2 separate regions of the Mus musculus genome follow, and region 1 is linked to region 2. The links are chromatin loops, found by intact Hi-C in ENCODE. Cell type or tissue: heart. All regions are shown on one strand. Each heading gives the region's core, and the rest is flanking DNA. Links, peaks and the distances in the headings are about the cores only.

Region 1 (5,381 bases), core at 255-5,254, 78 kb after region 2:
GTGACATTGCTGAGGTTCAAGTTCGTTCAAATTCCCTTACCTCAGCACTGTCTCTGTGAATTTTCTGTGGTTTCAAGATTTTCACAGTAATAGTATAGTGTTCTTGCAACCTCTTAAGTTCATGGTAAGGGGGAAAGAATCTTTGAATGTTTCTCTAGCCTCTGTAGGCACCTGCGTTCATGTGCACACACCCACATGCAGAGACATGTCTACATACAATTAAAAACGATAAGAAAACAAATCTCAAATCATTTTATATATAGGGCTGTGGAGATAGCCAGTGGCTAAGAATGATCACTGTACTTTTTGCCTTGATACCTAGTCCATTTCAGGCAGCTTGCCCACTGCTTGTAACTGATGGCCTCATATGGTTTCCGCAGGTACCTGCATACATGTGGTGCACACACGTGCACATAAAAATAAAATACATTTTAAAATCTTTAAAATTTTTTTATTTAGGCCTTGGGAGGTGGTTCATTGGGTAAAGTGCTTGCTGAGCATGTATGAGGGGTGGGATGTGGCTCTACAACACCTATGTAATGTCAGGTGCATATGGTAACCTTTGCATAGTCCTACCATCTGGCAGGCAGAGACAGAGGTTCCTCAGAGCAAGCCAGCTAGCTAGACTAGCCAATCAGTGAGCTTTGGGATTGAGAGACTTTGTCTCAGTATGTAAGGTGGTGAATAAGGAAGTGAACGAGGAAGACACCAGATGCTAGCCTCTGGCCTCTGTACACATGCACACACATGTGCGTGCACATCCCCCCACATGTGCACCTGAATGCATGTGAATGCATATGTGTGTGTGTGTTGTGTGTGTATGTGTACATCTGTTTCTACCTACCTTTGTCTTTATCTCTGTGCCTATGTCTGGGCTAATGACAGATCCCATTTTTTTCTATTAAATTAGAATGTATTAACAACTATTTGCTTTTAAATAAGGCAGCAAATGTTTGATGACCCCAACAGTTGGTTCCACACTGACCAAGAAATAATGGTGAGGTTCCATGGAAGACTTAGCTTTTCATTAGCAGCTAAGGACACACCTCACTCCAAAGCTGAAAGGTTAGATGTTTTAACTAGGCAGGTGGCTAGCTGCAAATAAGTTTCTAGTTAATTTTGTTTGGGTTCATCACTGGAAAGACCTTCTTCACATTTCCTGGTATTTTGTACAGCTCTTAAGTACATGCCCTAATACATTAAATAATGTGTCTTTTCTTTACCAAAGAACAAAGAAGCTGAGTGTTTGGAAAGTGTTCACCCGGCTGCCAAAGCCTCCTCCTGCAATGAGTTCAATTTCCTGGTGTCTTATCCTCAGTACTGAATGTCCTATTATGCCAGTCTGTCCCTCCAAGCCGCTGACCACAGCGTGTTGACACACCACTTGAAATCAGAGATAACATTTCTTCCCACCTCTGACAAAGACAAGGGCCAGGCCTGTGATTTCTTTGGCATTGTTAATGCTATACAGAAATTGTAACACCTCTTTCCTTTCGATTATTCTTATGAGTATTGTCCCCACTGGACAGCTAATGTGCGTTGGTGTTGAAAAAGCATGAGTCACACCACCGGGTGCTTCACAGGATACTTGGAAAAGGAACACCCTCTGGGGAGGAGGCAGTGCTAACAATCTTCACCATCGTCAATGCCTGCTTCAAATCAGGCTGCGGACTGTTAACCGAAACCATCTCTAGCAAGCAAAGCACCAGGCAGCTCAGCACTCAGACGTGTCTGTTTCTGAGTAGTGGAGTGAGATCGGGGGATCCGTGTATTTCTGCCCTTTGTTTTTAACACCTATCCACTCCCTGAGCTACCGGTCATGTGGCCTGCTGAGGCCCAGTGAGATGCCAGCAAATTCAGCCATCCAGAGATGCTGTGTGTTGTATATGTATGGTGCGAGCATTTGAGTGTGCATGCCCTTGTGTCTGCATTTGGAGGCCAAAGCAGGGTGTTGGAAGGTCTGTGTGTTCTATTGCTCTGGGTGGTATTGCCTTGAAACAGAATCTCACTGAGCCAGATTGCCATTAGGCCACAGTGGCTTGCCAACAAGTTCTCGGGCTCCCCCCCCCCCCCCCCGACTCTGCCTCTCAGTTCTGAAGTTACAGACACATTCAGCCGTAGCTGGCTTTTTTTTTTTTTTTTTTTTTTTTTTTAAGATTTACCTATTTATTATATGTAAGTACACTGTAGCTGTCTTCAGACACTCCAGAAGAGGGAGTCAGATCTTGTTACAGATGGCTGTGAGCCACCATGTGGTTGCTGGGATTTGAACTCTGGACCTTCGGAAGAACAGTCGGGTGCTCTTACCCACTGAGCCATCTCACCAGCCCCGTAGCTGGCTTTTTAACATGGGTGCTGGGATTCAAAGTCATGCCCTCATGCTTGCAGAGTAAGTGCTCTTGCCCTCCCAGGCATCTCCCCAACCCACCATGCAGAGATTTGAAAAGTGCTTGCATGTCTGTGCCCCTATGCTTTAACAAATGAAGATGTTTCAGCACATGGCCAACATGTGGATTGGAGTTGAACTGTTCAGTTGTCTTAACCAACTCTGCCCCAAAGTGAACTCGGCTAAAACCACATGACCTTTGGGTTTGCAGAGGGCTTTGTGTTAATGAAGGCCCCATGCTTGGTTCAATGCTCTCTGGCCCTCGTCTGGAAAGTCTTAATACTTTTTAGTAAGAGGACCCCATTTTCCCTGTGTGCACTGGGAAACGTGTAAAGCACGTTGCCGGTCCTCCTACATCTGAGCTCTGACTCCTGAGTGAGTCTTGGGATGTCCATCCTTGCCATTCTTCAGACACCAACAAGCACATCCTTGTTCCTTCAGCGGGTTGTGTTGCTTTGCAACACTGTCAAGATATGTAAACTAAATTGACTGTCCTCCCTCAGAAGCCTCTCAATACGCTTCTTCTTCAATATATTTATTTTCATATTTTTGGTTGTGAGCCTAGCCTTTAAAGGCTGAACCATCTCTTCAGCCCAATATTTATTTGTATGTGTGTGTGTGTGTATGTGTGTTGCACTGTATGCATGCAGTACCAGAATGGGCCAGAAGAGGGTGTCAAATTCCCTGGCACTGGAATTATAGGTCTTTGTGAGTGGGAATACGGGTGCTGGGAATCAAACCGAGTTCTGGGGGGGGAGAGCCAGTGCTCTTGATCACTAAGCCATCTCTCTGGCTCTAGAATGCATTTCTCAAAAACCCAATAGATTACATAAAAAATAGAAAAAAAAATAGGAAAAAAAAAAGCCTTTGGGCTTTGCTTCTGGTGACTGCTACACCTCAGAACGGTCACATTTCCTTTTTCTTCCCTCAGCACTGAGAACTGAGTCTCCTCCAGGCTGGGAAAGTGCTCTACTGCGCTGTAAGCTCAACTGTTGTTTGTGCTTTTAATTTTGAGATAGGCTCTTACTACGTTGCCAGGCTTGCCTTGAGCTCACTCTGCCACTCATCTGGCCTTTGTACTTGTAGCTTTTCTGCTTTAGTCTTCCAAATAGTTGGGATTGGAGACCTGTGCCACCAGGCCCCCTCTATGTCTTTCTCACATATGCTTTACATGAAATGTGATTTTTCTCTACCAGTGGCGACTCACAGAGGACACAATGTTGGCTGGTGGTGTACGCCCATGTTTGTTGGGCATCTGCTGTAGATAACCCTAACTCTGCACTTGCTTTCTCTCCCAGCTGTTTTTTGTTGTTGTTGTTATTGTTGGTTTGCTTTGACTTTGGTTCTTTAAGACTGGGTTCACCTCTGTAGTCCAGGCTAGGCTGCAACTGCCAATCCTCTGACTTTCCCCTCCTGAGTGCTGGGATGACATCTGTATCAGTGTATGGATTCTCTTAGCATTTTGTTTACCATCAACTTTGTGTAGGGTATGTGTGTGTACAGTGTGCGAAGGTGGGTATGCGTTTGCCATGGCGTCCATGTGGAGGTCAGAGGGCAACTGCAGGTGTCTGCTTGAGGCATGGTCTCTTGCTGGGTGCTCATTGCTGTGTAAGGCAGGCTCACTGGCCAGTGTCTTCTGTCACCATAGGAAGACTTGGAGGGCAGACGCTTGTTCACTGCATCTGGCTTGGGGGAGGGGGAGGGAGGTCTCTGGAGATGTGAACTCTGTCCTCAAGCTTTACAGCAAATGCTTTATCCACTGAGCCATCCCCCACCCAAATCCTGCCCAGCACTGCTGGATATTTTGTTTTGAGACAAAGAATTCACTATGCAGCCCTGACTGGCCTAGAACTCATAAAAAGCCTGCTTGCTGCTGCTTCAGAGTATTAGAATCAAAGGCTTCTGTCACCGTGCCCACCAAGCCCACTGTGCCCACCATGCCCTGGCTTTCTACTGTTGTTTCTTCAGTAAAAATGAAAATGAGAACCATGAGATGACTCAGCAGGTAAAGACACTTGCCACCAAGGGAGTCCTAAGTTAATCTCTGAGACCCGCATAGTAGAAGGAGAGAAAACTCCCTCAGGTTATGCTCTGACCTCTGCATGGGCATTGTGGCATATGTATGCGCACGTGTGCATGTGCACACACACACACACACACACACACACACACACAAAACAAATAAATATGCAATAAAAAATAAACTCAATTAATTAAATTGTGTTTTAAAGTTGAGTGATTACTAAACTAGGAACTCAACACTTTTTCTTTCAAGTCCAGGGACAGACCCCCACAGCTGTGATCACATGAGTCAGGGAAGCTCTCGACCACTGAGATCCAACCCCAGTTTATATTGCATGTGGCTGAAGAACACTGGTTGGTCGCCCAGGTAATTCCATTTTGGAAATGATGTGAAATCTCTGGCCGAGTCACGCAGCAACCTGACAAAGTTGCTAATGGAAGATCCGGTGCAGGCAATCTCTTGTTCAGTGAAATCCAATTTCCAGATCTCCACAGCCGCCTTTCCCATTCACACTTTCCCCACCAGCCACGCTGGTGAATTCATCGCACCACAGATGATCTGGAAGTCCTGTTCTCTCATTAAGCCTCTGCAGCAATGGCTGGAACTATTTTTATCATTGCTCTTACACTCCAGTGAACCACATTTTAGTCATTAATCTATTTTTGTTAATCGGAGTCACAACACAACATAGTAGTAACAAAAAGCAAATTTTACACGAATAAACAATGGTATGCAAATGATAGGGCTGAGACAGACTGTGTTCTACTAACTGAATTCTAGCTATAACCTGTTAAAGACTGACCATCGTACACCCAATTAACAGCAGTATGCAGTAAATCTTTATTTCCTTGGCCATTTCAGACTTATGAAATGCTTAAGCAGGTGACTTTTTCACTACTTTTGCCACAGAAACTGCAAATCTGTGGGTCGCTTTTACAGACACGTTGGTTGATTCCATTTTAGAAACACTGA
Region 2 (5,381 bases), core at 179-5,178:
TATGAGAGCTCTCCCACCTAATTGTACATGCCCTCTGTGGACACTGACCTAAGGGGGTCTAACAGACCTTAGTAACTAAGATGGCCCAAGCCTCTCGTTTCATAGATTAGACAGAGGCTAAGTGACCTGCCAAGAGTCAAGGTCATTTTAAGTGGCAGAGCTGGAATTCAAACGAGGCCAAGAGAAGAGATTCCAAGTTCTGTCCAATCATAATGAAGTGGAAAATCATGCTTGTGTTACAATGTTTACCTAAATTCTAGGTACCCTCACAGAAAAATTGAAAGGAGAAAAAGATCCAAAACCTATACTATTACTAAAAATTACATCTCAATAATTCAATCTATTTCGTTCGGTTCTGTATCTTATTCTTTCTTTCCTGCTTTTCACAATATAACTTGTTTAAACATCCAGCTGACATTTAGCCACTGGTATCAGCTCTTAAGGTCCCTTTAAATGATTCCATAATTATTTAGAGTTCCAGAAAAACCCCTTAATGGGTAAGCCAATACTGTTTCTTTGCCAAGAGAACAGATTCTGTAACAGTCACCCCAACAGATTAACATTTATAAAATCAAAAAGCCAGAAATTTGGAACAATTAATTCTACATGGTGAAAAATACTTGTGCAATTACAAGTGTGCTAATAACCCCAACATAAGCCTAGAACTTCCAGTAAACAAACGTAAGCCATATTAAGACCTAAAACAAATGGAAGTTGTTTTTACTGTATTAATCTGTAAGTTTCTGAGTGTCTAAATATGATGCAAAAACAAATAGGTAAAGGAAAAGTCTGTTTAAACGTGGATCTGAAAACGGGTCAAGTATAGTACAATTCTCTGATAATTTAGAAATTACAGCTCAATAGAACTAAACGTTTTCCAGAAATGCATTACTTCGGGGTAGGAGACAAAAAAACAAACAAACAAACAAAACCTAACCAAACAAACAAACAAAAAAAAACCCCACTTCTCTTTTGAGGTAGTATTTGATGCTTACCAGTTACCAGTGCAAAAGCACTCAGACCCAGCAGAAGTGATAATCACTTACTGGTAACAATTTTTAATTACTTTCCCAACTGATAAAAAGAGCACACACTGAACACAGACTAAAATGTAGTTTCAAAGGAAAACAAAACGCAGTTTATGCTTCATGAAGTTCAAGGACAAAACTGTTTCCAATGCAACAGAATCCGCCTGACTACAATGTGCAGAGACAGAGAGGAAAAAATGTGAACACATAGTATCTTTTTATAAAGGCAACAATTTAGCTACAAAGTAATAACGGGGAAGCCAAAACAGTTTGACAGCCCGCCATAAGGGCCGCCTCAATCATGAGTCACACAATGCCTGCAACCATTTACAATAGTAATTAATGCACAAGTCCCCTAATTAAATTCTAAAAGGGTGAGAATGCTTTAACTAAGTTTACAAGAACTGCCTTTTGCTTTTCTTTTTAAGAACGAACACACTCGTAATTACGCGTCTCCCTGCAATGCCCCCCCCATGCAATATTCCCTGAGGCCGTTTCTCCCGAATGTCTGTTCCGTGAGTGCGAAAGCAAATGACACGGGGTTGGGGGGTGGGGGTGGAGGTTGGGGGGGGGGGGTCCGTAAACCCAGGAAGAGCGAAGCAGAGTGGAAACACACGATTATAAAGGGGCGGGAGACCGAAGGCTCGCCCATCTTACCTGCTAAGATTTCTCTCTACGTCTTTGGTAGCTTTAGCTTCCAATTCTCTGAAATAGCAAACAAAAACAAACACAAAAAAAAAAAAAAAACGGGGGGAGGGGATGCGCGTGAAAACGGAGCTGCTGCGGCAGAGCGCCCGCGCGGTGGGGGAGGGGCGGGGCTGCGGGCTGCAGCGCTGCGGGCCGCCGAGCCCAGGGCGACCGAGCCCAGAGCCGTAGCCCGCGCCGGACCAAGCTTCCCGGACCGCCCGGGACTCCCGCCCACGCCCGCGTCCCCCCGGGGACTGCCCCGCGCCGCCGCCCATCAGCCCGAGGGGGTCCTGCGGCAGCGCCGGAGGCTGGCTCCTGGCCCCCCGAGCGAGCCTCCCCTCCGGTCCGCTCACCTCATGTGTGTAAAGTGCACTAGCGCGTGAGGCGCGGGGAACGAGGCTCGCGAGCCTCAAGCCCTCCGCAGCGCCGCGGGGACAGGCCCGAGCCGCTGCACCAGCGCCATTTTCTACACCGTCCCGCTGCCGCCGCCGCCGCCGCCGCCACCGCTGCCGCCGCAGGCCCCAGACCGGAAGTGAATGCCCCACTCGCAACCCCTTCCGGGGGCGCCGTGGCCCGGGAGCCCCAAGATGGAGGTCCTAGCAACTAGGCCTGCCGGACGAGGCAGCCACTTGACAACTGTCTGACGCGTCCAGGACTTCGCCGGAGCTGTCGGGGAACTCCGAGGTTCCCCACGAGCGGCTCTGGGGCCTGGCAAGAGCGGAGCGCGGCCTTTTTCGCCGAGGCTGGCTCGGGCTTGCCTCGGACCATCCCCTCCTCCTTCTTTACTGCGACACAAGTTTCCTTCCCCTCGGCCCGGCCCCTCCCTTACAGAAACACGCCTTTAAAAAAAAAAAAAAAAAAAAAATCCAGCAAACCGCAAATTCCACCCCTGCCGCTGCCAGACTAGCCCGCGCCGTTTTTTAAATTCACCCACATCTAATTACTTTTGACCTTCAGCCACATTTATTTAACCTCTCGATTTGTGCCTCTTCCCAGGTGAAGAATGCATCCCAGAAGTTTCATTTTTTTTATTTTTGTGCCTCAAATTTTTACACACCCTTGACTCAGCAATTCCACTTGCACGAATTTCTCTGCTCAAGAAATAACCATTTGGGTATCACTTTTAAGTACTTCACAATCAAGATATTAACTCAAATGCACAGGAAAGGTTGAATAACTGTAGCCAGCTACGACATCTAATGCTATGAGGTGGCATTAAACGCAGCTACTTGCAATACCTGGGGTCTTGGTTACAATAAAAGAATGGAAACGCAGATGCCATACTAGTTCTCAGAAAGACATGTGAACACCCAAAAATTCTTACATGTGAACACTGTAAGATACATGTCTGTAGGTAAAGTATGTAAGTCTACATGTAGATAAAATAAGATACAGTAATATAATACATGAAGATACAATTATTACAATTATTTTCTTAAATTACAATATAGACACATACCTGATTGTAAATACAATAAGATACATACCCAAAGGGGGATGCTGCAATATAATGCATTAAGATATTATAATGCACATAGGTACATACATATTCGGTGCATATAATGCTAGTAATCTGCACATTTCTCCTCTACTTAAAATCTACTCCCTTTTACTTTCTCAGAAAACTCGCTCTGCAGACAACCTTCTTTTGCCCTTTTCTATTCTAAGTCCTTTAACTGGTTTAAACCTGCTCCAGTCTCTCCCATGAAACAAGCTCTGTGATTGTCTGCTTCTGCTCTAGGAGAAATGTGTGTTGTAGTTAGCTAATGAGTGGATGAATGCCCAGAAAGGAACTAGCCAGCATGTTAACGTCTGTTTTGCATTTTTCTTCTTTTGGTGTTCTTAATTTTATGAACACCCTATAAACATTTTTTGGAAAAAAATTACAAATTGCAAAATGAAGAATAACAAATAAATGCTAGTAATTTTTACATTTTAATTTATTTGAGATGGGGGTCTTACTCTATATCCTTGGCTAGCCTATGTAGGCCAGACTGGACTCAAACTCAGAAATCTGCCTATCTCTCTCTCCTGAGTTCTAGTGATCTATAACACACACACACACACACACACACACACACACACACACACACACAGGATCAACTTTGGTTAGGTTCTTTGTTAAACTGATACAAGATGGAGTCATCTGAGAAAATGCCCCCATCAAATTGCTGTAGGCAACTCTATAGGCATTTTCTTGATTAATAGTTGATATGGAAGCTCTTTAGAGGCCATCCCAGGTTGTATGAGAAAGCATGCTACAAGCCATGGGGAGCAAGCCAGTAAGCAGCACACTCCTCTATGTCTCTGCTTTAGTTTCTGCCTCTAGGTTCTTGCCTTGAGTTCCTGCTCTGATTTTCCTATATGATGAACTATGAACTGTAAGCTGATAAACCCTCTCCTCCCCAATTTGCTTGTCAGTATGGTGTTCATCACAGTGATAGAAGGCAAATTAAGACAGAATCTTTCCTATAATGTTTTGCCTTTGTTTCTGCCCAATTCCTGTGATTACCTCAACACCCATCTTCTCTACTCTATATTCCTTGCCTTACCAAGGTTAAGTGATTAGACTAATTCACAAATTATAATTTTGGAAGGTAATGATTACTTTTTCCTCTATCAAAACCACAACTGAGGCTGTAAAAAAGAGCTCAGTAGTCAGAAGAGCACTGGCCGCTCTTCCAGAGAATCTAAGTTCAGTTCCCAACACCCACATGGTGGTTTACAACTGTCTATAACTCAAGTTCCAGGATACCCAATGTCTTCTGGCCTCCTCAGCACCTGGCACGTATATGATATATATATATACACTGGCAAAACACTCATACACGTAAATAATTTTTTGCAATGCTGAGTATAGCAAAAATGTCTGCTAAGTAAACACTATACCACTGACCGATATCCCCATCCTTTATCTTTAAACTTTAGAAAGTCTACACATTAATAAATAGAAAGAACTTGGACACATGAACACGTAGATACTTTACTGGAAAGAGTGTATTTACTTCATCTAATTAGGATTTCTCCAGTGCGTAGTGAATGTTATCCCAAACTATTCTAAGTACCTTATACAAAGATTAATTAGACACTAATTGTTGTCTTTGTACCTCCCACTGAGGTAGGAGTATTACACACCCCCTGTGCCAACAGGTGTGATTAATTTTCCCAAAGTCATGTAAGCAATAAGTGATTAAGATTATATGTGTGTGTGTGGGTTTGTGCATCGATACAATCCATTGCCATCCCAAAATAGTGATCACTGATAATCGAATCCACTATATATAATCATTCTACCAAATATCATTTCAAATATATATGTATACACACACACTGTAAAGGAGAAAGTAACAATGCCATTCAGTGTGTAAATGCTCAGAAGACTACATTACATGTAGAGGTCTATGTCCCACACAGAGACTGGCATACCAGGGTCTAGTGAGTTACACCTCACACTAAACTAATCACGCTGCACACACCATTGCTCTAGAGCAGAGAACAGGGGAAGAATGACAAGGAAGTCTGTGGCCAGCCAGCACAGATGCAGTGTTGTCCTACAGGTTTTCTGCGTGCAGCTGATTGAAGCTGCAGAGACAGATCCCAGCTGTGTGCTTCATTAATGGACATCTCTGTGCTATCATCAAAGAGCCAAGGCGTGCACCCGAAGGA

What was found. Hi-C counts contacts between places; a loop is a spot of excess contacts. Peaks named below come from ENCODE experiments on the same cell type or tissue, not always from the same donor. Only the 100,000 strongest peaks of a DNase experiment are listed, where the experiment ranks them.
Region 1: it touches region 2 in a loop (2.6-fold over the local background); 8 of 42 quality-filtered maps call a loop at or near these places.

Annotation. Positions count from the first base shown.
Region 1 is chr7:123,043,006-123,048,386 of GRCm38, reverse strand. It overlaps a transcript of Tnrc6a not described here. Among named protein-coding and RNA genes, the nearest start is that of Gm39084, 53 kb to the left of the region's middle. In heart, for the core only: a CTCF peak has its summit at 3,048 (motif pointing right); DNase peaks (open chromatin) are centred at 1,566 and 1,696; H3K4me3 peaks cover 1,056 bases; H3K27ac peaks cover 782 bases; H3K27me3 peaks cover 905 bases.
Region 2 is chr7:123,121,020-123,126,400 of GRCm38, reverse strand. Tnrc6a (trinucleotide repeat containing 6a) reads right to left here and starts at 2,516. Exons shown (of 24, transcript NM_144925.3): 1 at 2,069-2,516; 2 at 1,686-1,733. The coding sequence starts at 2,073. In heart, for the core only: no CTCF peak of the experiment used is centred there; a DNase peak (open chromatin) is centred at 2,270; H3K4me3 peaks cover 2,639 bases; H3K27ac peaks cover 1,946 bases.